Linked DNA regions of Mus musculus: regions 1 and 2 are each linked to region 3. The links are chromatin loops, found by intact Hi-C in ENCODE. Cell type or tissue: left cerebral cortex. All regions are shown on one strand.

What was found. Hi-C counts contacts between places; a loop is a spot of excess contacts. Peaks named below come from ENCODE experiments on the same cell type or tissue, not always from the same donor. Only the 100,000 strongest peaks of a DNase experiment are listed, where the experiment ranks them.
Region 1: it touches region 3 in a loop (2.3-fold over the local background); 2 of 42 quality-filtered maps call a loop at or near these places.
Region 2: a loop joins it to region 3, with 2.7 times the contacts of the local background. A loop is called at or near these places in 2 of 42 quality-filtered maps.

The regions. Positions count from the first base shown.
Region 1 is chr14:55,474,979-55,482,978 of GRCm38, forward strand. Dhrs4 (dehydrogenase/reductase (SDR family) member 4) reads left to right here and starts at 3,780. Exons shown (of 8, transcript NM_001037938.2): 1 at 3,780-4,055; 2 at 5,048-5,225. The coding sequence starts at 3,925. In left cerebral cortex, CTCF peaks have their summits at 3,740 (motif pointing right) and 4,327; DNase peaks (open chromatin) are centred at 3,856 and 4,281; H3K4me3 peaks cover 953 bases; H3K27ac peaks cover 582 bases.
Region 2 is chr14:55,487,249-55,495,248 of GRCm38, forward strand. Dhrs4 (dehydrogenase/reductase (SDR family) member 4) reads left to right here. Exons shown (of 8, transcript NM_001037938.2): 5 at 12-63; 6 at 336-470; 7 at 912-967; 8 at 2,571-3,092. The coding sequence ends at 2,685. It overlaps Carmil3 (capping protein regulator and myosin 1 linker 3), which reads left to right and starts at 3,821. Exons shown (of 40, transcript NM_001374104.1): 1 at 3,821-4,035; 2 at 5,624-5,718; 3 at 5,972-6,022; 4 at 6,130-6,189; 5 at 6,276-6,391; 6 at 6,580-6,677; 7 at 6,931-7,001; 8 at 7,100-7,173; 9 at 7,405-7,480; 10 at 7,557-7,645. The coding sequence starts at 3,996. In left cerebral cortex, no CTCF peak of the experiment used is centred here; DNase peaks (open chromatin) are centred at 3,284, 3,793, 4,166, 4,343 and 2 more places; H3K4me3 peaks cover 1,747 bases; H3K27ac peaks cover 1,683 bases.
Region 3 is chr14:55,267,740-55,275,739 of GRCm38, forward strand. No RefSeq gene overlaps it. Among named protein-coding and RNA genes, the nearest start is that of Dhrs2, 50 kb to the left of the region's middle. In left cerebral cortex, a CTCF peak has its summit at 3,603 (motif pointing right); DNase peaks (open chromatin) are centred at 3,602 and 7,259.

The sequences.
Region 1 (8,000 bases), 210 kb after region 3:
CAGTATATATGTATATATGTGGGACAGTGTATAGGTATATACATAGGACAGTATATGTGTATATATATAGGACAGTGTATTTATATATATGTACGACAGTATATGTGTATTGGGGGTTGTCCCAACCACACATCAGCCCTTCCACGTTACCCAGTCCTGACTGCTCTTGATCAGGCATGAGTCAGTGACCATCCAAGGATCCCAACTGCAAGAAAATCCAAGCTCTTCTGAAGCATAGTCATGCCCTGAAGATGGAAGCATGGCTCAGTGTCAAATGTGTCCTCAGGATACGCAGAGGTATCACATCTCGCAACTTCACGTTCTAGCTCCCACTCTAGAGAGCTACTGCTGCACAAGCATGTATCCCCCAAAAGATGCTCTACCCCACCTTCAACAACATCCTTAATGAAGAGAGGAAGTTTGAGACCCCACACTTCTTGGCTTCCTTCTGCCCTTTTTTTCTCTTCACAAATCCCCTCCCTAACATCCCCTGTGCTCTTCCAAAAGAAATAACACTAAAGGCCAATTTTCAACCTTGCCCATATGAAAGGGACACTACACTAGTTTCATGACTATCTTTTCCCTGAATCTTTGTGTCCCTCACCCACTCACCATCCATTTAGATATGCATTTAAGGCCTGTTCCACTAAGCCAGGCTTTGAGAGCAGTCCACCTTAAATCCCTGGGTTCCAGCTGCACACACAGGTGACGGTCTGGGAAAGATTCCCAGGGTGCATTAGCTCCAGACAGTGAGAGAGGAAGAGTGTGGCACTTGCCAGCCTCTTCTCAATAATTCATGAGGCTCAGACTAGGGGGCATTTCCTCAGACATGAGGCAAGCTGTCTTATCAGTATGCACTGAGTAACACAACTTACAACTTCTCAGCTTGAGGAAGCCCCGCCCCCTACCCCACCCCACCCCCCATAGGCCTAGTTCTTGCTTGTTACATCACTGGCTATCCATATCCAGTCCTCAGCACACTTTGTATACTGGACTCCTGCTTTCTGCTTTGTCTTCTTAGCTGATTTATATGTATTTGAAATGTTTGTTTTTGTTATTGTTGTTTGCTGTTGTTGTTTGAGACAGGGTTTCTCTGTATAGCCCAGGCTGTCCTGGCACTCTATCTGTAGATCAGGCTGGCCTCAAACTCACAGAGATCTGCCTGCCTCTGCCTCCTGGGTGCTGGGATTAAAAGCATGCACCACCACGCTAAGCTATGAAATGATTCTCTAGTAAATGCAAATCCTATTAAACATCAAAGCCCAGACCTCTGTTTCATAGACTCACTACTGAGCACACTGCCTAAGGTTGACAAGCTGATGATTTCACAATAAGCAACATTCTCCAAAAACCACCCATCTGGGCTGGGTGTGGGGGCGCACACCTTTAGCCCCAGCACTCAGGAGGCAGAGGTAGGTGAATCTCTGAACTCAAAGTCAGCCTGGTCTACAAAAAAAAAAAAAAAAAAAAAAAATAGTTCCAGCACAGCCAGGGCTACACAGAGAAATCCTGTCTCAAAATAAAGAAATGCATCCACTTTATCATCTTTTCTAAAGGAAAAGACTAACACCAGAAAGAGAGAGAGAGAGAGAGAGAGAGAGAGAGAGAGAGGGAGGGAGGGAGGGAGGGAGGGAGGGAGGGAGGGAGGGAGGAAGGAAGGAAGGAAGGAAGGAAGGAAGGAAGGAAGGAAGGAAGGAAGGAAGGAAGGACAGGAAAACCTAAGCAAGCACAAATTGCAGAGCAAACTACTACTACCTGCTGAGTTAATATTAGAAACTCCCTTTATTGTCTTTATGTCCCTTATGTTGCCTCAGAGTCTGGAAGGTTGCCCAGGGGCCAACACGGCTTTTCTTCCTGGTATATGGGAGCTCCAGGGGTGGACCCAGTTTAGTCACTGGCACTGCTTCTGTTGATGCCTCTCTGTGGTGCATTCTTAAGCCATCAAAGTTCACTAATTCTCCCAGGACCCTGGGAGAGAGATCAGGTCAACCCACTTGGCAGAGATGCAGAGATGAAAGTCTTGGGCTCAGAATCTATAGCTGGTGAGAATTTTATTTATCATCTACTGTACATCCTCGGTTCATAAAGGAAGAGTCTGGCCTATGGCAGTAATAATAACTACTGTTTGGTGAAAATAATCACTCCATACTTAGTCGTTTACAGTTAATCAAGCACTCTCACACATAACAGTTAGTTATTGAGCTAGAATAGATGGGTGGGCATGGAAAATCATAGCGCTCCCCGGTCTCCATATCTCCACCCTGTCTGTGGAAGTGGCTGGGCGACCCTTTGGCATCAGATAGACCCAGGACCTCCATCTTTTCACCCTGGGTATCACAGTGGTCATTTCCTGCCTGTCTGAAGATGAAGTCCTCAGTGGCTCTCAACCTGGCTAATGCTGCAACCCTTTAATTCAGTTCCTCATGTTGTGGCCCCCAGTCATAAAATTATTTTCATTGCTACTTCATAACTAATTTTTGCTACTGTTATGAATCATAATGAAAAAATTTGATATTTCCAATAGTCTTAGGCAAACCCAAAGGGGTTGTGACTCACAGGTTGAGAACCACTGGCAATAGACTTTGTGCCATAGGGAAAGATAGTGTCAGGCCTAGGCCAGCTGTCACAACTTATCACATTTGTCACCTGGCCTCCTCATCCCTCACTACATGGACACTGTGAGGAGCACAAGTGTCACCTCCACAGACAGTCTCAAAACATTCATTCATTTGCCCTTCTTGTATGTGATGTGTGGTGTGTGTGTGTGTGTGTTATTTTCTTACGCAGAGGGTCATCACACAAGGTTCACTCTCTAAATTCCTAACTAAGGTCCTAAGCCTGTCTCCCCAGGGCTTCTCAGCTGTGTAACATATCTTAACTGAAGGTTGGGTCTAGCCTCTATTAGTGGTCTCTGATTCGAGGGTCAGGATCCTTGGCAAGACTCTCCAGACACAGGGCAGATCTGGGTAGCTTCTCTCCAACTGTGCAGAGCAGAGCATTGCCCTTGGTCTCTGCTTTGATACTGTCCAATGGGCATCGTGGGGTGCTAGGACTGTGTCTGGTTATCCTGAGTGAGTGATGTTCTGGTTATCAGTACAGCCATGGGTGTAGTGGGGTTCCTGAATAAGCTATTTTTTACATGTCTAAAGGCATTTTTACTACGCTCATCATGGTGTGTTTCTGGGGCTGGGGGAGTAGGGTATGCACACATGTGCCTATACGAGAGGTCAACGTGGACTGTTTTCTACCACTCCCTATCTTATCTTTTTCTTGAGACGGGGTTTTTCACTGAGCCCGGAGCTCATGGATTGGCAAGACCAGATGACCAAAAGCCTCAACAATCATCTTGTCTGTGTATCTAAAGCTAGGAATACAGCTGTTAGGTGACAAGCCCTGCTTTTTATGTTAATGCTGAAGATCCAAACTCAGGCCAGCATGCTTGCTCAACAACCATTTTACCAAATGAGTTGTCTGTGCAGTCCTGCATACAAACCCAGGCTTTTTATAAAGGAAGAATTATTTGGAGTTTAAGGAAGCAAAACAAAAATAAATAAAATTGCAAAGCTTCCTCTCCAACGACTCTCCTAAGACCCCATCCCAAAAAAAGGTGGACCAGCAGAAGTGGGAGGAGCAGCTGGGGCACAGGAAAAGCTGGGGGTTCTGGTAGAAGAGGTGTGGGGGTCTTGAAGGAAACTTGGACTGAGAATTTGCGGGAGTCCCAAATCAGGCAAAGGGGCGCGGGGCGCCAGCAGGGAGCGCTCGCAACCGCCGCGGCTCCCGCCTAGTCCCGGGCCGTCGCAGAGCCGGTCCTAGAAGAGGGGCAGGCAGTCTGGGAAGTCAGAGCTCTCCCAGCTAGACCAGCCTCCCGCCCTTTGAACAGTCCCCTCCCCTAGCAGAGTTCAACCCAACCCCCTGGCCTGAACTATGCAGAAAGCGGGACGGCTGTTAGGTGGTTGGACTCAAGCGTGGATGTCGGTGAGGATGGCCAGTTCCGGGTTGACTCGTCGAAACCCTCTCTCCAATAAGGTGGCCCTGGTCACAGCCTCCACCGACGGGTGAGTACCAGAGCCAGAGTCTTCATCCAGAAACAAGTACTCTTTAACTCCTGGACTGTTGTCCTCGAGCCTCAGATGCGGCCAAAGGCCACCCCGAGGGAGAAAAAGGAAACCCACATGGTGGACCTGAAATCGCTCCGAATCCCCGACCTGGCCCTGCCACAGGCTAGCCCTTGTATCACTGTTGCCTTCGGCTTTGTGAGAGCTCGGCGCTGCCAGAAGGACCCAGGTCCCGGTGCTTCTGGGCTGCCCCAATCGACAGCTCCACCTAGAGTCTGGGAAGACCAAAACAACCAGTCACGGCTTCAAAGCTCTGCTTGCTGTTCTTGCTCCCTAGGGACCCCTTACCTGGATCCCGTGCCCAGATCTTTACTTCAGTCTGTATATTTGGGCCTCCGTGCCCAGCCTGTCTCACCCACCACTCTCAACTATCCAGTTTTTTAATCCCCACAGGACCTTACTAAATTAAAAAACTCCTTGAAAATCTGTAATGCAGATGTCTATGAAAAGCTAACATCTGGCTATTATAAAATATGTAATTGATATTTACATTTTGAGCCATGCTTTTTTTGGTGAAGGCCCCCCCCAAATATATCAAAAGATAGAATTGTGAGGTTGTAGTGTGGTAAGAGGTATTTGGGGATATGGGCTTCTTCCAGCAAGGCCCCTAAGTCCATGGCAACTGAACACTCATCTATTTCTCTCCCCTCTTTCCCAACTGGACATAGGTACAATAATCGGTCATGAAGGCTGTGGCAGGTGATGTCAGTCCCGGGAACTGGGGTAAAAGACAAGATCATAATAAAATCATCTGAGCTTATCCTTCTGTCCGCACCATTAAAAGCCTACTCTACCTAGTAGAAATGCGTGAAGCTCGAATACAGGGAGAGCGAGGGTCCAGTGCTGAAAGCCTGAAAGCAGAGCCCACGCATGCTCTCGCCCTCTTCTCTGCGGTAGAGGCCTTGACAGTGTGTCACCTTTTACCCTCGTAGGATCGGCTTTGCCATCGCCCGGCGCCTGGCTGAAGATGGGGCCCACGTGGTCGTCAGCAGCCGCAAACAGCAGAATGTGGACCGTGCAGTGGCCACACTACAGGGAGAGGGCCTGAGTGTGACTGGCATCGTGTGCCACGTGGGGAAGGCAGAGGATCGAGAAAAGCTGATAACCACGGTGAGCAGGCAGAATATGGGTGCTGGGCCAAGGCATGGCAGAAGGGAGGCAAGGCAGCCTGTGCCTTCCTGCCTGGTTTCTAGGACTGCATTGGTGAGATACAACCCATGCTGACCCCTGTTAGCATCCTAATGCTCACACCCAAACTCGTCCACCAATATTATTTTAAACATTAATTTCATTATGTTTCATTCTGAGTATGGTAGGGGAGTACTTGTTAGTGTAGGTGGCCATGGGGGCCAGAAGAGAGTCTTGAACCCTCTAAAGCTGGAGTTACAGGTGGCCATAAGCCACCTGATATGGGTGCTGGGGACTGACCTTAGGTCCTTTATGAGAAAAGTACATCCTTTTACCTACTGAGCCATCTCTCCAGACTCTCACCAATACATTTTTATTGTGTACCCTTTTCGGTTATGTCTGCATCCCAAAGTCTAAGTACAACCAGATTCTCCCGGCCAGAGATTCAAAAGTCGCTCTGGTCCTTCAACCTTGCATGATCCCTTAGATACCCTCCCCCCACCCAAAAAAAAAAAAATGCCTGCTCCTGGTTCCCTGGTCTGAGTTAATAAATGCTCTCCTGTTCTTTGGCTCATAGAGCTCGTGGGCACTGGGGAGAGGCAGTTCACTATGTTTCATTTACCTACTACAAGCCATTTCTTGTGTTCAGACCCTTATGTGGGCTTTTTGTTGTTAGTATTGGTTTGTTTTGTTTTAAGGGGGCCAGGAGCTTGTACTGGAGCCAGAGCGGTATGTAATTCATCTTGCAGCCCTGTCTAGCCATGAGCTTGCTCCCCCAGTGCTGGAAATACAAGTGTGGGCTACTCCACCCAGGCAAGGTCTGTTCTCCCTGTATTTACAGAGACTGTATCATCTCATCATCCAGAAAAAAAATACCTGTGATTCAGGACAAGCCAGCAGACCACCAGACACATCCTCCATTTATGTAGTGCCAAGCCTTGGGTGCCCAAATAAACTTTAGTCTAAGCCTGTGTCAGACTTGACACTTGGCACCCATCTCCAGCTGTGTAAGAAAATGTGAATCAAGCTGCAAAGACGGTGTGTCTCCCCCAAGTTTCAGGGTGTGCACTCTTCCCCCAAATCCAAGGGAGGACACCCTCACAGAGAAAGCACAGCCTGAGTGAACACATCAGACAGTTGGCAGAAATAATGTGGGCAGCCTTCTTGAAAGAGGGGGCCTTAACACTTGACTGAAGTGTGACATATAAAATAAGACAATTCCATTATTTATTTTTATTTTATGTATATGAGGGGTTTTTGCTGGCATGTGTGTCTCTACACTGTGTGTCAGAGGGTGGTGCCATATCCCTTGGAACTGGAGTTACAGGTGGTTGTGAACCACCATACAAGTGCTGGCTACCAAACCAGGGTCCCCTGTAAGAGCAGCCAGTGCTTTTAACCACTGAGCCATCTCTCCAGCCCCAAGATAATTTCATTTTTAAAGAACTGTGGACAAAGTCTTAAATGTGCATTGTAAAGGGTCGAATTTGAATCTGAGAAAGTTGCATTGCCTGGCATAGGCTGCTGGAAGAGCCTGGGATTGTAGTGTTTGTCCTGAGAAGTAAAGGTCGATTAGTGACAGCCATTTAACACATGCACACACATGCACACACACATATGCACGCACACACACACATATGTAAGCACACACACACAGATGCACACACACATGCACGTGCACATGCTTATGCACACACACACACACACACACACACACACCAGTGCTGGGGTCAAACCCAGAGCCATGCACAGTTTCATGTCAAAATCCTATAAGGTGTGGAGGGGCTTAGGAAGTGGTTCAGTATTAAATGCCTTGCTCTGCAAGCAAGAGGACTGAGCCTAAAACTCCCACATAAGTCCCAGGTGTATCTGAGGTCTCACCTGTAATTCCAGTCTCAGAAGACAGAGATGGGATACCCAGAGCAAGCTCTGGATTTGACTGACAGATACCGACCCAAAAGAATAAGGTGGAATAGCAGCCAGAGAATACTCCTGACGTCAACCTCAGGCCTCCACACACATGTGCACCCACATATGAACACGCAAATACACAAGAAAAGAAGCAAAGCCTTATTAGGAAAACATGCTCTGGCCCCCAGCAAGTCCACCTAGCTGATCCTGCAGTAGGAAGAGGGCTGCATGGATGGGGTTCAGGGACTTCCACGACCTCCCAAAAGAATGTCAATAGTTGTGAAGCAAATAAAACCCACGTGGAGCTTGGAGCAAGATAAAACTTGTTGTGTCCGGCCAGCAGACCACAACCTGGGTTCTAGCCTGGAAAGGCATTTTGGAAACCTGGAAGAGAAGAGGGGCTAGGTGGCGAGAGAAAAGAATGTAGCCAAGACAGTTACTCTGATCAAGGCTCAAATTTTATTGTTGCGACACTAGTTATGAAGGAAAGGGGAGGGGACCCGATTCCCGCCGAATAATCTCTGGTCCAGTAGAAAGGTGCACGTGTGTGGCTCCGCAGGTTCCAGCAGTGGGCGTGGCAGAACGAATGAGCAGGAAGCTCCACCCCTGAGCAAGCAGGTTTCAGGCTGGGGGAGGGGAGACTACATTTCCTCCCTTTTATTAACAAAATTTAAAAAAAGAAAAAGCTGGCCTGAGGGGGGAAAAATTATCTATGCTCAATAGTTCTGCCTGGAATCTAGGGCTAAAGAAAAAACCTGCTTTCGTGGGATTCCTTAACTTTTCTTATGGTAAACTGTATCTGGCTAAGACTGTCCTTTCTTATCTTAGTAAACAACTAACTGAAAA
Region 2 (8,000 bases), 220 kb after region 3:
TTCCTTTGCAGAGGCGGCTCAGTGGTGATTGTGGGTTCTGTAGCAGGCTTCACTCGGTTCCCTGTGAGTACCTGTCGCTCCTTCCATCCTACGCCATCCACCCCTCCAACTGCCCAAAGATGTATTTTACCATCATCCTACCAAGTCCTCTCCCACAAAAGAGACACCTTGCTTCCATGAACCCTAACCTACACAAACCACAAGGCGATCTCTGACTGTGACCTTCCCTAACAGGCGGTGCTGTTTTTCAGCGCCCACCCTTGTTGTAGACTAAGAATCTTTCCAAAAGTGACCCTGCAAACTAATAAACAGACTCAACTCTCTTCTTTCCCTAGTCTCTGGGTCCTTACAATGTTAGCAAAACAGCTTTGCTGGGTCTTACTAAGAACTTTGCAGCGGAGTTGGCCCCGAAGAACATTCGAGTGAACTGCTTAGCACCTGGACTCATCAAGACTCGATTCAGCAGTGTGGTGAGAAGGAAAAACATTGTACCCCAAGATCCCTTGAAAGGATGGGGAAGCCCAGACCCAACTACTAAACCCACCCCCCAACTCCATCCCTGCCGCCTATGCTTCCTCATACCCTTGTCCTTACCAGACACCTCCCCTAGGTCAGACTCCCACATACCCCTTTCCTACTGGGCTCTACCAAGTGAAGCAGAGTCAGAAATTCAGGCTGTACCCATATTGTATCCTGTCTCCTAAAGTGGATGAGAACTAAGGAGACCTAACAAGATACCTGTATAAGACTTGAAAGGGTGAAGAAGAGACTGGCAGTGGAGAGGGAAGAGAGTGGAGAAGCAACAAGAGTTGGGAATTTGAACCCTTCCCTAACAGGCTGTAGTGTTCCTCCATTCTCTTTCCGTGCTTTCCCTCTTCCTGCACATGAAAAGATTTCCCTTCTTCCCGCAGTTGTGGGAGGAGAAAGCAAGAGAGGACTTCATAAAAGAAGCCATGCAAATCAGAAGGTAAGCAGGTCAGGGTTAGTGTGGATAGACAGAAAGCTCTCCCCTGACTCTCAGTCCCACAGATAACACAGCATGAGCCTTGTAGATGTCACAGATTCATAGACCCTATCACTCCTATCACCTGACCAAGGACACTGCTTCCAGTACAAAAACCAAAGGCATCAGAGCTGGCCCAAAGCAGAGCCCTTGTCCACTGTCTGCCTCTCTGGCACCTGTGGAGACCAGAACCCAGGAGATCGTGGTGTTTCCCAAGCTCAGCCTGACAATCCCACAACCCAAATAAAATCACTGCGAAGCTGTCCTGAGGCCAGACTGTGCCTGTGCGACTTGCTCTCTTCCCCAGTGGGCTGGCTGAAGCTCGCAGACAGTTTTGCTAGGTCTCCATTGTTCTAGGTCCACTGCCTCTCTCTGCCTTCCGGCTGCTCTAGCTTGACCCCTCAAGGGCAAACGCTGGCAGTGCCTACCTCTTCACTAGTCCAAACACTCCAGACTTCCTCAAGTCCTCCCAAAGTCAAGCTGAGGCTAGGCATGAGCTTTAGGCTCGGTTAACAGTATTGCCATCCTAGGACCCCAGTGAGTCATCTAATCCTAAGCATCTGAATCCCGGCTGCACGTTTGAAGCATCTAGAGGAGCTTTCAGTAGTGCGCCTGCTTACTGCACCCTTCCAGGGTCTCCTCTTTAACTGACCCATGGTAGAATTTATACATCTTTTACCTTTTCTTTTTATTAACCCTTCCGGGTGACTACACTGTGCAGAGAGGTTGGAGAAACACTAGGCCTTTCTGTCCCTCACGCTGACACCCCTAGAACATACAGAACCACGGTACAAACTGTGTGATTTAGCACATCCTTATAAAACAAATGTGTTGATAAGAGGACAAAAAATAGATTGCTGAAGAGGATCTTTACACTGAACCCGTACAAATGAAACGCCTCGGTCATGCCGTTTCCTATCAGCACCGACTCTCTGACACTCAAATAGCATATTTACATGTTGAAATCATTTCTTTTGAAACATCAAATAATTGTTCACCATTTTATCGGCCTGACTTTGCATTCTGGTATCTAAAAACAGTGTTTCTATATTTAAATATAACATGGTTTTGCAAGATACAGTATTTATGCATCTATAAATTATAAGCACCTAATCATAATCACCCTATTTAATAGGCAAAAAAAAAAAAGGTTGTACACTGGTTCTGAGAAAAATCACCTAATTTTTTTTTCAATTTTTAAAATACATATGGGTGTTTTGCCTACATGCGTGTCTGTGTGCCACACATGATCCTGGTGCTCCTGTCCCTGTAGGGCAGAAGAAGGCATCACACACCCCTGGAATTGGAGTTTTGGACCGTTGTGAACTGCCGTGTGTGTGTGTGTGTGTGTGTGTGTGTGTGTGTGTGTGTGTGTGTGTGTGTGTGTGTGTCCTGAAACTTAAACCTGGGTCCTTTGGAAAGCAGCTGGCCAATGCTCCTAACTGCTGAGCCTTCTCACCAGCTCCCACCTGATAATTCTTAAGCAAATTTCATGTCCTGTGAACCAGATGAGAGAGGCTAGCTAACCTATTTGACAATTGCTTTCTCCTTGTCTCCTGTTTCCCAGGCTAGGCAAGCCAGAGGATTGTGCTGGCATAGTTTCCTTCTTATGCTCTGAAGACGCCAGTTACATCAATGGAGAGACCGTAGTAGTGGGGGGAGGAACCCCTTCTCGCCTCTGAGGACCCAGAAACAGCCTACCAGGGCAGGTGTGTGGGGCGGGCTCAGTCCACCTTGCCTCTGTCGCCCTTCGTTGCCACCACCTAACATCTTGTTCACCTCACAAAATCAGTTCTGCCCAGTGATAAGTTCCTGCTTTCCCTGTGGTCGAAGTGTGGTCAGATGAGCATCCTTGCTGTTGCTATGGCCTTGAAAACGGCTTTGGGGAGGGGGCGGGAAGCTGGGGGATAGGTAGTGGGAAAAGGGCTTGCTGAGAAGACTGTGGCTACTTTAGTGAAGATCAAATCCCTCTCATCCTCGCCTCTGGACACTTTGAGGAGAGATAGAAGGGACAGACCTGAACAGAGATAGAAATTAACAATTTACGTATAAGGTACAAATAAAATGAAGATGATCGCGTTGCTCTGAATCAGTGCGTGTTTATTTCTCAATGTGAGGTGCTTAGTGTATCTGAGAAGTCTAAGCAGTGCTGGATCTCTGAATTCTCCCTAGCCCTCCTCCCTATCTCCAAGGCCTGAGCTTGCCGCTCAAGGGTGGTTACGTCTGCCTGCCACGGAGCTGCTTGCCAGCTGTTGGGGGAGGTAGCTCGGGAACTCCCAGGTGCTACTCTTAGCCTCACACCCCCAGGGACGGTGCCAAGGACGCCACGGGGATCCCCGAGACTAGACTAGCGAGCAAAAAAAAAAAAAAAAAAAAAAAAAAAAAGAAGAAGAAGAAGAAGAACTAACTCCCTCCCGCACGTTCGGACAGGTCTTTTTGCAGCATCGTCCTTGATTCAGAGTTCCCTCCAGGGTCAGCAAGGACGAGCTGGACCGTTCCTGAGCTGGAAGGAGTGGGAGGGCGGGGCCATACAAGAATGACCCGGGGAGGGGTACCGAAGCACATAAACAAAGAAATTGAAGAATTCTGCTTCGGGTGGCCGAGGCGTGGGTGGCACGCCAGTAGAAACGCTGCACCCCGCCCCTGAGATAGCTCGGACACCAGGCGCCGCGCTCCGGGCTTCTCACGAGGTAGTCCGCGGGAGGGGTCGTCGCGAGCGCGCGCGGGGTCTCACGCGGCTCGGAAGCTCAGCGCGCATGCTCCATTGGCCAACTCTCCGGGAGGGGCGGGAGACCCAGAGCTCAGTAGCCGGGGGGGAGGAGCGCTCGCGCAGCCGCCCCTGACGGGAGCGGGCTCCGCCGCTACTGCAGCGCTCAGCGCCGGGCCCTGCCGGAGCCGGGACTAGCATGTGCGGCGCCTCTCGGGAGGCGGCGGCGGCGGCGGCTCCTCTGCAGCAGCAGCGGCGGCGGCGGCAGCAGCAGCGGCGGCCGCCATGGCCAAGGCCAGCGTGGAGCTCACCCGCGAGCTGCAAGGTACGAGGTTGCCTTCATCTCCGGACACCGGGTCCGCGAGCATCGAGACCCAGTGCTTTCCTGCGGTACACCCCAGCCCGGCGCCTCCCGCCCCCTCACGCATCCCTCGCTCTTAGGCAGTCCCTTCCTCTGAATCTCTAGACCCAGCTTTGCTTTCCGTGGAGCATCCTTCTCTGCCCCACTCGCCTCACCCTATCAGAACCTTCCTGTCCCGGAGCCGCCCGTCCCGCTCTTTGGTGACAGGAGCAGTTCCCTGGCGCTCTTGGGGGCTGATTCTCAGCGTTCTTGACCCACCCCTCTGCAAAGCATCCAGTCTTCCCTCCGGAGAGTCCCAGCTTTCTCCCACCCTCGCCGGGCGGGGCCAGGCGTTGGGAGCTGCCCCTGGTCCTGACTGCTGCTTATCTCAACACCCTCCCTCCTCCCGGCCCCGCCCCGGAACTGGCCCTAGAGAGGCCCCTAGCGCCTAGGCCAGTGGGGCATAGGAGGGGAGTCCAGGCAGAGGCCCCGACTGAAGCTAAAACCAAAAGCTAGGTTTCTGCGGCTCATTTCCAACAGCCCCCGTCCCAGCCTGCCCCCTTCTCCTCACCCACCATCCACACACATCTCAAGAGCTCTCTGGACCAGTGATTCCCAGATGTTTTTCCTCTAATTACACCCCCCCCCAGACCCTCCAGCCCTGCCACAACCCTGATCCTCAAAGGTAGGAGCACAGGCTAGCCCATGCAGAAAGCAGGACGCTCAAGGATACTCAGAGCTCTATTGCACTCTGGAGATCTCTGACACCTACACATGCACAGTCACGAGATGTTTGTACACACACCTTACAGAAACTGCACACATCTATGCACACCACACCACACCACACACACACACACACACACACACACACACACACACACACACACCACACACACATAATACTTGGATGGGTCTGTCAGAAAACGGATATGGGCTCACTGGAACATTAAACCCTTCTCTCACCCCACCCTCCTCACAAGAACTGTCTGGCACCGGTCCCCTTTCATATGCAAGCCAGCACTCATTCACACTTTCCTATCCCCACAAATGCCATACTCGGTTCCCTGCCATCATCAGAAGACAGGCATGCAGCCATAATAAAAAACAGATTCTCATACCCCAGAGCACCTAGGGTACAGTCAAGGAACATTCCTATCCTGGACTCCCAAACCCCTACAGAGAGGGGGGAGAGGGAGGGAGAGAGAGAGAGAGAGAGAGAGAGAGAGAGAGAGAGAGAGAGACTCACTGCATATGTGTTGATGGTTACTATAGTGCACGGGTGGGTGGGAAAATCCTTCACACCTTCAGAAGTGTAAGACACGTGTTCCCACAGACAGTGCCACTCAGCAACTGTCCCCTGACTCAGGGACACCAGGAGCCAGAGTTTTCTCCCTACTTTCCTCCCATAACAAAGTCACCAAAAAAAGGACCATCTCTGCTCCATACATACCTCCCTGTCTAGTACGTACGTGTCTCTGTTTCTCTCCTCTCATCTGTCTCTCTCTCTGGAGAGCGGAGTCAGGGTGGTAGGGGTAAGAGAAAGTTCTGAGCAGGTCCTACCCATCTGCAGACAGCATCCGGAGGTGCCTGAGCCAGGGGGCTGTGCTCCAGCAACATCGTGTGAAACTGGAGACAAAACCCAAGAAGTTCGAAGACAGAGTGCTGGTGAGAGCATCGGTCCCGGGGGAGGAGAGGAGACAGGCAAGGGAGGTGGGCAAGAGAATCAGCTGGGGTGGTGCTGAGGAGACAAAACCTAAGGGAGAGGGCAGAACCAGGCTGGGTTAGTGTTCAGGGTCTGAAGGTGAGCAGGAGAAATGCAGGGGGTAAGGTATCTTGGGACCAAGCTGAGGAGCTAAAAGACAACAAAGGCCCTATGTCCCAAGAGGCTACACTAAGCTGTTCATGTTCTGCTCTGCAGGCCCTGACTTCCTGGCGTCTCCACCTTTTTCCCCTTAAAGTTCCAGCTAAGGTAAGTCAGGCTCCGGGGGTGGAGAGGGCTTGCCTGGCATACTCCCTTCAAGTCTAGTAACAGGCCCTTACCAGGAGCTGAGCATCCTCCCCACCCCTCCCCACCAGGTGGAAAGCTCATTCAATGTCCTGGAGATCCGTGCCTTCAACACACTCAGTCAGAATCAGGTGAGTACCGGGTCCCAGGCCACCACCGCTGGGCCGCCTGGAAGAAGGAACGGCCGTCTGAGGCTCTACTGATCCCTTCCCCTCAGATCCTGGTGGAGACTGAGCGTGGCACGGTGAGCATGCGGCTGCCATCCGCCGAGAGTGTGGACCAGGTGACACGGCATGTGAGCTCTGCCCTCTCCAAGGTCTGCCCTGGCCCTGGGTGAGTGGCAGACAAGGGGTCTCCCAAAGGATTAGACTAAAGGTAGATTTCTCCTTCCTGTTGATCTGGTCTCCTGGAACGAGAATGCTTGCTCTCTCTGCTCTTCCCTGGAGACTCAAACACCGTGATGCAGGAAGCACTGAGAGTCTCTTTCCACCTTTCTCTGGGACGACTTATTCATATTCCAGGTGTTTGATCCGGCGTGGAAATGCGGACACCCCAGAGGGACCCCGAGACACATCTCCCAACTCGGAAACTTCCACATCTACCACTCACAGTGTGTGTGGTAAGCAGGGGCAGACATGAAAGCATGGGTCTTGGAGCATCTTGCCCCATATCCAGAACCCTCTGGGCATGGATTTTGCCTGAGGGGCCTTTGCCCGTCCTGAGGACGTCAGCCTCCTGGACCATGAGAGGTTTATGGCATGGAAGGATGCTCAGACATTAGCACATGCAATGACCTTGACTGTACCTTGAAGCCCAAGACGATTTCCCATCCCCCTCACCAACATGGCAGCCACCCATCTCCTGCCCTACAGGTGGCTTCTCTGAGACCTACGCTGCCCTGTGTGACTACAATGGACTCCACTGCCGAGAGGAGGTGCAATGGGTGCGTTGGGCAGGGACTTGGCAGGGATAGGTGGGGTCCTCGGGGAGGGGGTCGGGGAGGGGGTTGAGGCAAATGTGAGCCACTTCCACCTCTCCAAGGATGTGGACACCATCTACCATGCTGAGGATAACCGAGAGTTCAATCTTTTGGATTTCAGCCACTTGGAGAGCCGGTAAGCAGATGGGCAGAAACTTAACCCCCAAATCCCCAGACATGGCTTGTCCCTCTCAGGGTTCCTCCTCTGGTCCTACACACAGCCCTTGCTCTGCCCCTGAACTCCTACCACCTAGCTCACCTCCACCCACCCATCTAGCTTTCCCCAGCCCAGCCATCCCATCCTTAGACTCTTCATTCTTGCCCTGGCCACCGGTTCATCTTTTCTTGTCCTATCGGATATCCCCAGAGATCTGGCCCTCATGGTGGCCGCCCTGGCCTACAACCAGTGGTTCACCAAACTCTACTGCAAAGACTTGAGACTGGTAAGGATGACGGCTGGGGAGGCGGGCAGAGTAGTGTCCTTCTTGGCTCTTGATTGCAGGACCCCTCTGTCCCCAGGGCTCAGAAGTGCTAGAACAGGTGCTACATACCCTCAGCAAGTCGGGGAGCCTCGAAGAGCTGGTGCTGGACAATGCTGGGCTTAAGACGTGAGGCCAGGCTCCTCCGTGGGCAGTTGTACCTTCTTCACTAGAGCCATGGCACATCAGAGCATATGAGGCCCTGGGCTGTTTCATCTAGCTCCGCACTTTACAGCAGAGGCTGGTGCTTAGACAGGCACAAAGCAGGCTCAGATCTCAGCCCCCGATGTCACCACAACTTACTCTCCCCCACAATGCACTTCATGTCCCACCAACGTCCAAGCAGGGTGGGCTGCCCCCATCTTAAGAATCCAAAGTGGGGCTTTACCTCAGCACATCCTGCTGAAGTACAGAATGCCCACGGGTATGGAATGCAGGAGGCAGGCCCACCTTCCAGCTCCCACAGACTCCTGAGTGGAAAAAC
Region 3 (8,000 bases):
GGACTTCTTTTCTTTTCTTTTTTTTTTTAAATTTTCTTTTATTAGATATTTTCTTCATTTACATTTCAAATGCTATCCCAAAGTCCCCTATACCCTCCCCCACCCTTGGACTTGTTTTCTTTTTTTTTAATTCTAATTTTTATTTTCACTTTTTTTGTTTTGTTTTGTTTTTGTTCTTTAAAATAAGAGTCAAGGCAGGGGGCAGACCCAGAAGGACTGGGAAGGGAGTGTGATCGGGCGCGTGATGTGAAATTCCAAGAGAATCAGTTAAAATGTTATGTTGAAAAATGCACAGTATAGAAAAATATAATTAATTATAAAATTAAGTCTATTTTTGCAACATAGATTTAAATATGAAAAATTGGTTGCATTTCATTTCAAAAAATTATTTTTCAAGGATATGTGGAACATACAAATCAGAGTAATTCATATGATGTGAATTATATAAAATATAAGATTTTGAAGCCTGTTAAACGTTATCAAATAATTATTTAAAATTTAAAAAGTAGTAAAACCTGGCCACTATATTGTTTTGTTTGTTTCTGGGAAAGTAAAGTTTAATTTAAAAAGCATACACACAGAACAGCTTTGTATTCACTTTAAGCCTCCCACTGGGTCTCCAACAGGCAAATCTGCTTGCTTTTGAGCTTAGACTACCCAAAGATGCACATGCAGTAGCCTGAGAGCTCATCTGTCCTGCATAGGTGAACACCATGTCCAGCAGACCTCTGAAGGATGATGGGAGGGAAGAGGAATCACCAACCCCGCCTTCAGAATTGACTTTGCTGCTGCTTGGTGTCTGGCTTAGGATGGTCACATGGTGAGCAGCTGGAAGCAACAAAACATGGACCATCGAGTGAGCCTGTTACAGAGAGAAGGTCTGATGGGGAGAGTTCAAGTGGATCTTGGGCCTCAGCAGAAAGTGCACACAAGGCTGACTTTAATCATGTGCTGATGTGCTTGGTCAGGTGATGATCTCTGAACAAGCCAAGGTCCTCCACTCACTAGTCCCATTATGGCCATCAGTCACTCCCTGTCCCCAGCTTTCCCACGGCATCAGTATAAGGGCTAATGTTTATAGTGTGTGAATTCTCACCTCTGCTCATTAAGGCAGACACTGACACATTGGCTTCCCCAGCATCCTTCCCGTGCTCTCTGATCTGTTTTTCTAGAGCATGCTATACCCTGGGCCAGTCTAGGTAGTGAACAGCACAGATGAGATTGTCCTGGGTATTCCTGGAAGCCAGGAAGACCACCAAGTCCCTTCTGCACAGCTCTGGGGTCAAATGGAGAAGTAGGCCAACCTCCAGCCCCTCTCTGCAGCCCCTCTGGCCTTTGGTGTCTAGGAAGTAGAGGTTCTGGATGACCTGACAGCCCTTCATACCATGGTCTGGGTCCAGATGCTGAACATGATGGGAGGGGCCTTGCCTGCCAGGGTGAGGGGAGAAATAAGGTCCCCAAAGCTACCTTGTTCTCTGCTATCCTCTGGGACACTTGAGGAAGGAGCCTAGGAAATGAAATGTCCCAGGGAGAGGAGGTAGGAGTATGTCCCATGTGCTAGTTTCTCTTGGCACATATTTTATTTAATAGATGATGATGGTCATGGTGGTGATGATGATAATGATGATGGTGATGATGATGGTGGTGGTAATAACGGTGGAGGTGGTGGTGGTGAAGAAGAAAAGAAGAAGAGAAGAAGAAGGAGGAGGAGGAGGAGGAGGAGGAGGAGGAGGAGGAGGAGGAGGAGGAGGAGAAGGAGGGGAGGGGAGGGGAGAAGAGATGGAGGAGGGGAGGGAGATGGGGAGGAGGGAGAGGAGGGGGAGGAGGGGAGGAGGAGGGAGAGGAGGGAGATGGGGAGGAGGGAGAGGAGGGAGAGGGGGAGGAGGGAAGGGGGAGGGAGAGGAGTGATATAGGGGAAGTACTTTGGCAGGCTTGAGTATGTCAGAGGGCAACTGTATCCTTCTACCTATCTATGTGAGTCCTGGGGCTTGAACTCGGGTCATCAGGCTTGCATTATTGGACAGCAAGACTCTTTATCTGCTGAACTATCTCCCCATCTTCTTATCACTTCCTGAGCCACATGTCCACATTTCCTCGAAGGGTGTGATCAACACAAGGACAGAACATTTGGAGGGAATCTGGCCACTAGGGGTGGGGGCCCCCTATCATCTGTGATGTGTCCTATCTTGAGAGTAGTGAAGCAGTGGCAACTGTAAGGGACAGGCTCATGTGATGCTATCTCAAGTGAGGCCACCCTCAGTCCCTGGTGAGGCTGCGCCCCACCTGTGCTCTTCTTGATCCCGTGGACAGCCTAGTTTGCTTGGGTGAGGTTCAGAATCCATGTTACTGTAAGTGGATCTCTCTCCTGGGAGATTGGCCTTCCTGGGTGGTGGACCACTTTTTAGGCTTCACACAGATGGTTGTATGCCCCCAGGTCATGTGCTCTGGAAATCCAGCTGCTAATTAGCCATCATGTGGCTGGCTGTGGAGACTTGGAGCTTCAGCAGAGGAGACAGCATCAGGACCCTCTGAGGTAGCTTCTCCAAAGAACTGACCTCTCCCAGGAGGCCCTAGCACCACCTCATCCTTGTTTTTCCTTCACCTTCTTACTCTCAGCCCCATCTTTTCTCTTAAGAGCTAATTTTCTGGAAGCTTCTGGGGTTGGTTAAGCTCATCACCCACTTATTACACCTGTGTATCTTCACAAAAGGTTCTTTCCAATGCTCATCGTCACTGCTGGTATCTGTGTTCCTTGTGGGTCAGGGGAGGCTCATGGAGCGGATGCTAGGGTACGGTGGAAAGAAATACTGATCAAGTGATAATAAAACCCATCTACACACACACACACACACACACACACACACACACACACACACACACACGCTGGTTGCTGTTTGTTTTTTGTTAACTTGACTCAAACCAGAGTCCTCCAGGAGAGAACCTCAGCTGGGGAATTGCTTGGGTTGAAGTAGTCTGTGGACATGACTGTAGGGGCAGTTTCCTGATTTAATATTTCACGTGGGAGAGCTCAGCTCAACATGGTTTGGGCTTGTGGTCCTGGAACGCAAGCTGAACAAGCCATGGAGAGCAAGCCAGTAAGCAGTGTTCCTTCATGTACTGCTTGGGTTCCTGCCCTGACTTCGTCCATGATGGACTGTGATATAGACACGGAAGCCAAATAAACCTGATCCTACCCACGCTGCTGTCACTCATGGTGTTTATCACAGCATCAGAAAACAAACTAGGATCCTGGGTTGATTGCTTTTATCAACACATGAGCTTCCAGCCATGTAGTCTAGGAATGAGCAAGTGCTGAATCCAGTCTCTGCTTGCAGGCAATGTACCTTGGCATGAGTTCTTCTCAGTGAACAGCTCTTTCTAGCTCCAATCTCCTGGTTTAGGGGTTTTGCTTGCTTTGGGTTTTTTGTTTGTTTGTTTGTTTGGGTTTTTGTTTGTTGTTTGTTTGTTTTTCAGACTGAAGATAATCAAAACTACAAACTGCTTTCATTAGCCTGAAGGATAGAGTGAGTGGCTTTAAGATATCAAGCCCCACAAAGAGCCACCGTAACACAGATGAAAGATTTTTCAAAACCTCACAGCAGGGGGCACTATAGACCACCAGTGTTCCTGGAAGCCAGAGCTACTGTGGAACAAGACTTGGGAACTCTGTAGCAGAAGAGGACATCGAGGCCCAGAGAAATGAAGTGTCTGAGGGCAGCCAGTTCATGCAGGGATCTTCTGTGGGTCTCCTCGGCTCAGTTCTGTTTGGGCTAAGAGCCAGCAAGTAGCCTTTGTCTTGCTGGATTATCTTTCTATTTTCTTTTCTTTTTTTCCCCATATTTTTTATTAGATATTTTCTTCATTTCCATTTCAAATGCTATCCCTATACCCTCCCCCCACCCTGCTCCCTTACCCACTCACTCCTACTTCTTGGCCCTGGCGTTCCCCTGTACTGAGGCATATAAAGTTTGCAAGACCAATGGGCCTCTCTTTCCACTGATGGCAAACTAGGCCATCTTCTGCTACAGACATCTGCAGCTAGAGACACGAGCTCTGGGGGTACTTATTAGTTCATATTGTTGTTCCACCTGTAGGGTTGCAGACCCCTTCAGCTCTTGGGTACTTTCTCTAGCTCCTATATTGGGGGCCTTGTGTTCCATCCTATAGATGACTGTGAGCATCCACTTCTGTATTTGCCAGGCACTGGCAAACCAGCAATGGCCTGTGCTGTAAGATCAAGAGTCAACAAATGGGACCTCATAAAATTGCAAAGCTTCTGTAGGGCAAAAGATGCTGTCAATAAGATAAAAAGGCCACCAACAGATTGGGAAATAATTTTTACCAATTCTAAATCTGATAGGGGACTAATATTCAATATATACAAAGAGTTCAAGAAGCTGAACTCCAGAAATTCAAATAACCCCATTAACCATGGGGTACAGAGCTAAACAAAGAATTCTCAACTGAGGAATACCGAAGGGCTGAGAAGCACCTGAAAAAATGTTCAACATCCTTAATCATCAGGGAAATGCAAATCACAACAACCCTGAGATTCCACCTCACACCAGTCAGAATGGCTAGGATCAAAATTCAGGTGACAACAGATTCTGGCAAGAATGTGGAGAAAGAGGAACACTCCTCCATTGCTGGTGGGATTGCAAACTGGATTATCTTTAAACGCAGTCTTCCTGCTGCTTCTGTTTGGATTGTGCTCCTCTGTGACTCCCAGGGGGTTTGGGGAGAAACATCTGAGTTTGTGGCCAGGAGCCAGCACATTTGTTCTCCATAGCTTGGAGGTCCAGCAAGGGCCCCTCTTCTCCCACAAGTGAATATGCTCTCTCTCTCTCTCTCTCTCCCCCCTCCCTTCCTTCTCCCCTTTCTTCTTTTCATTCTTTAATTCAATCTTTCTCTTTTTTTCTGCATTAGCTATTTTTCTTTGTTCTATGGCCAACGTCACTGGCACCTGAGGGAAGAAGGTTTATTTCGGTTGGTGGTTTCAAAAGGATGTCTGCTCATCATGATAGGGAGGGCACCGTGGCAGGAAGGGCTTGGCTAAGGTTCAGGTGGTGTGTATCGGTAGCTTATTCATAGGTGTAGATCAGTAGAGAGAAAGGGCAGGCCAGGGTCAGGACAGCATAACAGTCAAAGGCTCACCCTCGCCGACTTGCTTCCACAGGTCAGAACGAAAGGCTCCATGGCCACAAGTTGAGGACCATTTGTTCAAATGTCAGCCTCTGGTGTTTGAGATTTAAACTTAACATTCTCCTTAGCTGTCAGAGGCCTAGAATACAAACACAAGTTGGCCTATGAGTCCTTTGGAGAGCTGGCTCCATGGCACATCCAGGTGAGGTACCTGTTGCCAGGGCTCATTAGTATAGAGCTCTGACAGCTATCAGCTGCTCCCAGACCAGTGCTTCTCCCGGCTAAGGCCTGCCTCCCACCCTGAGACTGACAGCCTCTCATTTCCCTGCAGCAGAGGCAGAGCTAATCTCTACTGGAGCAGTGCAGTGAAAGCCCAGCCTTGGGACTGAGCAGGCCATCTGCCTGCAAAGCCGCACGTCTTCCTGGCATCGCCCATGCTCCTTCTACAGTTCTTTCTAGGCCTGAGCCTCTGAGCTGTCCAGGTTGGAGACACTCTAGCAAATTCCTTTACAGGGGTCTGCAGGTATGGAGGGGGAAGTCAGTCTAATACAGGAATCTGGGATCCCTGACTGTACTTGCTGACCAGACATGCTTCTCACTAAGCCTAACTTTGTGTCGGATGGAATTAAAATCTGTAAGGTACGAGGGGCCCCACTCTATCCCTCCATACAGTGCATCCTCCTGGGGGCCTAAAGCATAAGATTTAGGGATGGAAGAGATGTGGGACTCTGTCCAGAGCATCAGAGTTACCGGTCAGGGTGCGTTAGGGCTTGGTGGAGACCTCAGTTCTAGTCTTCCATGCAGAGTTCAAGATGGTAGAGAACTTCAGTCCAGAGCTGTCTAGAAGTCAGCTCCATCATCAGGGAGAACACTGTGGTAGTAACAGGCCGTGGAGGATGTAGCTCTGGGTGGAGCTATAGCATAACCCTTGGGCCCAGATTGTGATTGGCTAGGAGGCTGAATGAAGGCCAGGCCTGTTAAGGTATCAATATCATTGGCCCCAGGGGTTGGGTAGAGAGTCAGTGGTAGAGCAGTTGCCTGGCTCATACAAGGTCCTGGGCTGTGTCCTTCACACTGTGAGGAAAAGAAGACAGAGGCAATTAGTGTAGGGAATGGCAGCTGATGCGTGAGAGCTGCTACTGAGAACTACTGAGCCTGAATCCACGATATTTTTCATTTGACAATAAACCTGTGAGCCTCCCAACTTGGCTTCCTGTGTGCAAATCCGAGCAGCTGCTTTCCCTGCAGACGCCGTGCCTGTTTCAAGGGTCCAATCCCTCTCTTTCCTAGGGTCTCCATCTCCAGGAGCTCCTTTCTTCATATTTGTCAATAACATCTGAGTGTCCTGAGATTCTAGTAAGAGATGCCTTGACTGAACAGCAGCAGCCTGTCCTCAGAAAAGCAGTGACACCAGGCAATTCACTCAGCTTTTTCCCTTCCAGACATTCCACCTAGAAATGAAGCTGATCAGAAGGGAATGCCCTCAGGGAATCCATCCTCAGCCACTATCTGTACCTGCCTGGGCTCAGTGTCCTCGGAAATAGCAAGGACACAGGAATGGGACAGAGAGTACCACAGCCTCCTCCTGGGCTCTCTGGAGATACCACTCAGTGTTTTCCAGACTCTGGCCGCCAGGTCAACATGGTCTGGAGGTTTTAGCTCTCCTGCTGTAAGTCTTGTTACCATGATGACGTGATGGCCTTCCTCTTGGGGCGATGGACCTAACCAGGTTCCTACCATGGATCACTAATGCTGGGGAAATGTAGGACCTTCAAAGGGTCTCAGGCCTCAGGAATCTTCCCACATAAGATGCTTTATATAGCCTAGTCCCAGGACCCCTCTGTCGTTGTCACCAACCACCCTGCTCACACCATCAGCTGTCACCCTTCCTTATGACTCTTTCCTTGGCTGTCCAACCTCTTGGAACCTTTATCTGCTTTTCCCAGTGGCTACTTGGAGAGAGGCTATTTGCTGAGGTTTAACCCAAAGCCATATTCATGCCAGGCAAGTGTTTCTTCACTGAGCCACACCTCCAAGTCCCAATAGATACTTAAACTGCTTCTGTGGCTTCCCCAAAGTCTCACTTCTGTGCGTTCCAAGAAATGGCCTTGGCACACACCCCACCCTGGCAGTGCGATGATATGCCTTCGGTTCCCAAATCTGGCTCCACACTTGCTTGTGTTTGCTTCTGTTCTCACTCTAGACAAGGGAATCTTTCTATGTTCAATTTGGCCTTCTACCGGTCCACTTTAGCCCTTCAGTGTGAAATTGAAGCAAGCCAAACAGCAAACTAAGCTCAAACGCACATCACCCTGGCTGGCCGAGAGCTGCGTGCTATCTCACTCCTTGCAGTTACAGTCCCCAGTGGCTTTACAAGTGTTTCTGCAGTCACCACACACACTGGGGTTCTATCCTCCTGCCCTCTGAGGGTGTTTAAAGCTTGGATCCTGGACTCTGCACACATTCCAGCACTCGGTAATATCTTCAAGGGTTCTTCCTCAGCCACTGGCTTATTGCTTGTTTTTGTTTTGTTTTTGTTTTTGTTTTGTTTTCTGCAATGTGGCTGCTGTGTTAGCTATACCTGGTGGATTGCCTATTTTATCATTTTTTCCTCTGGAAAATTTTTCTAGATCTTGGAGGGGCGGGGATGTGTGTGCCCAAATTTTCCAGGACAGACAGGTGACTGTGAAGACTTCTTTCTGCTGGACATTTGGGGATCACAGTGGTCTAACTGGAGCTAAAACTAGGCAAAAGAGGTTTCTCAACTGTTTTGAAGCTCGGGGAGAGCATTCTGTTTCCATGGCCATGGCCTCAGCCACAGTCATGGCCAGGGTCAGGGCCATGGCCACAAGACCTTT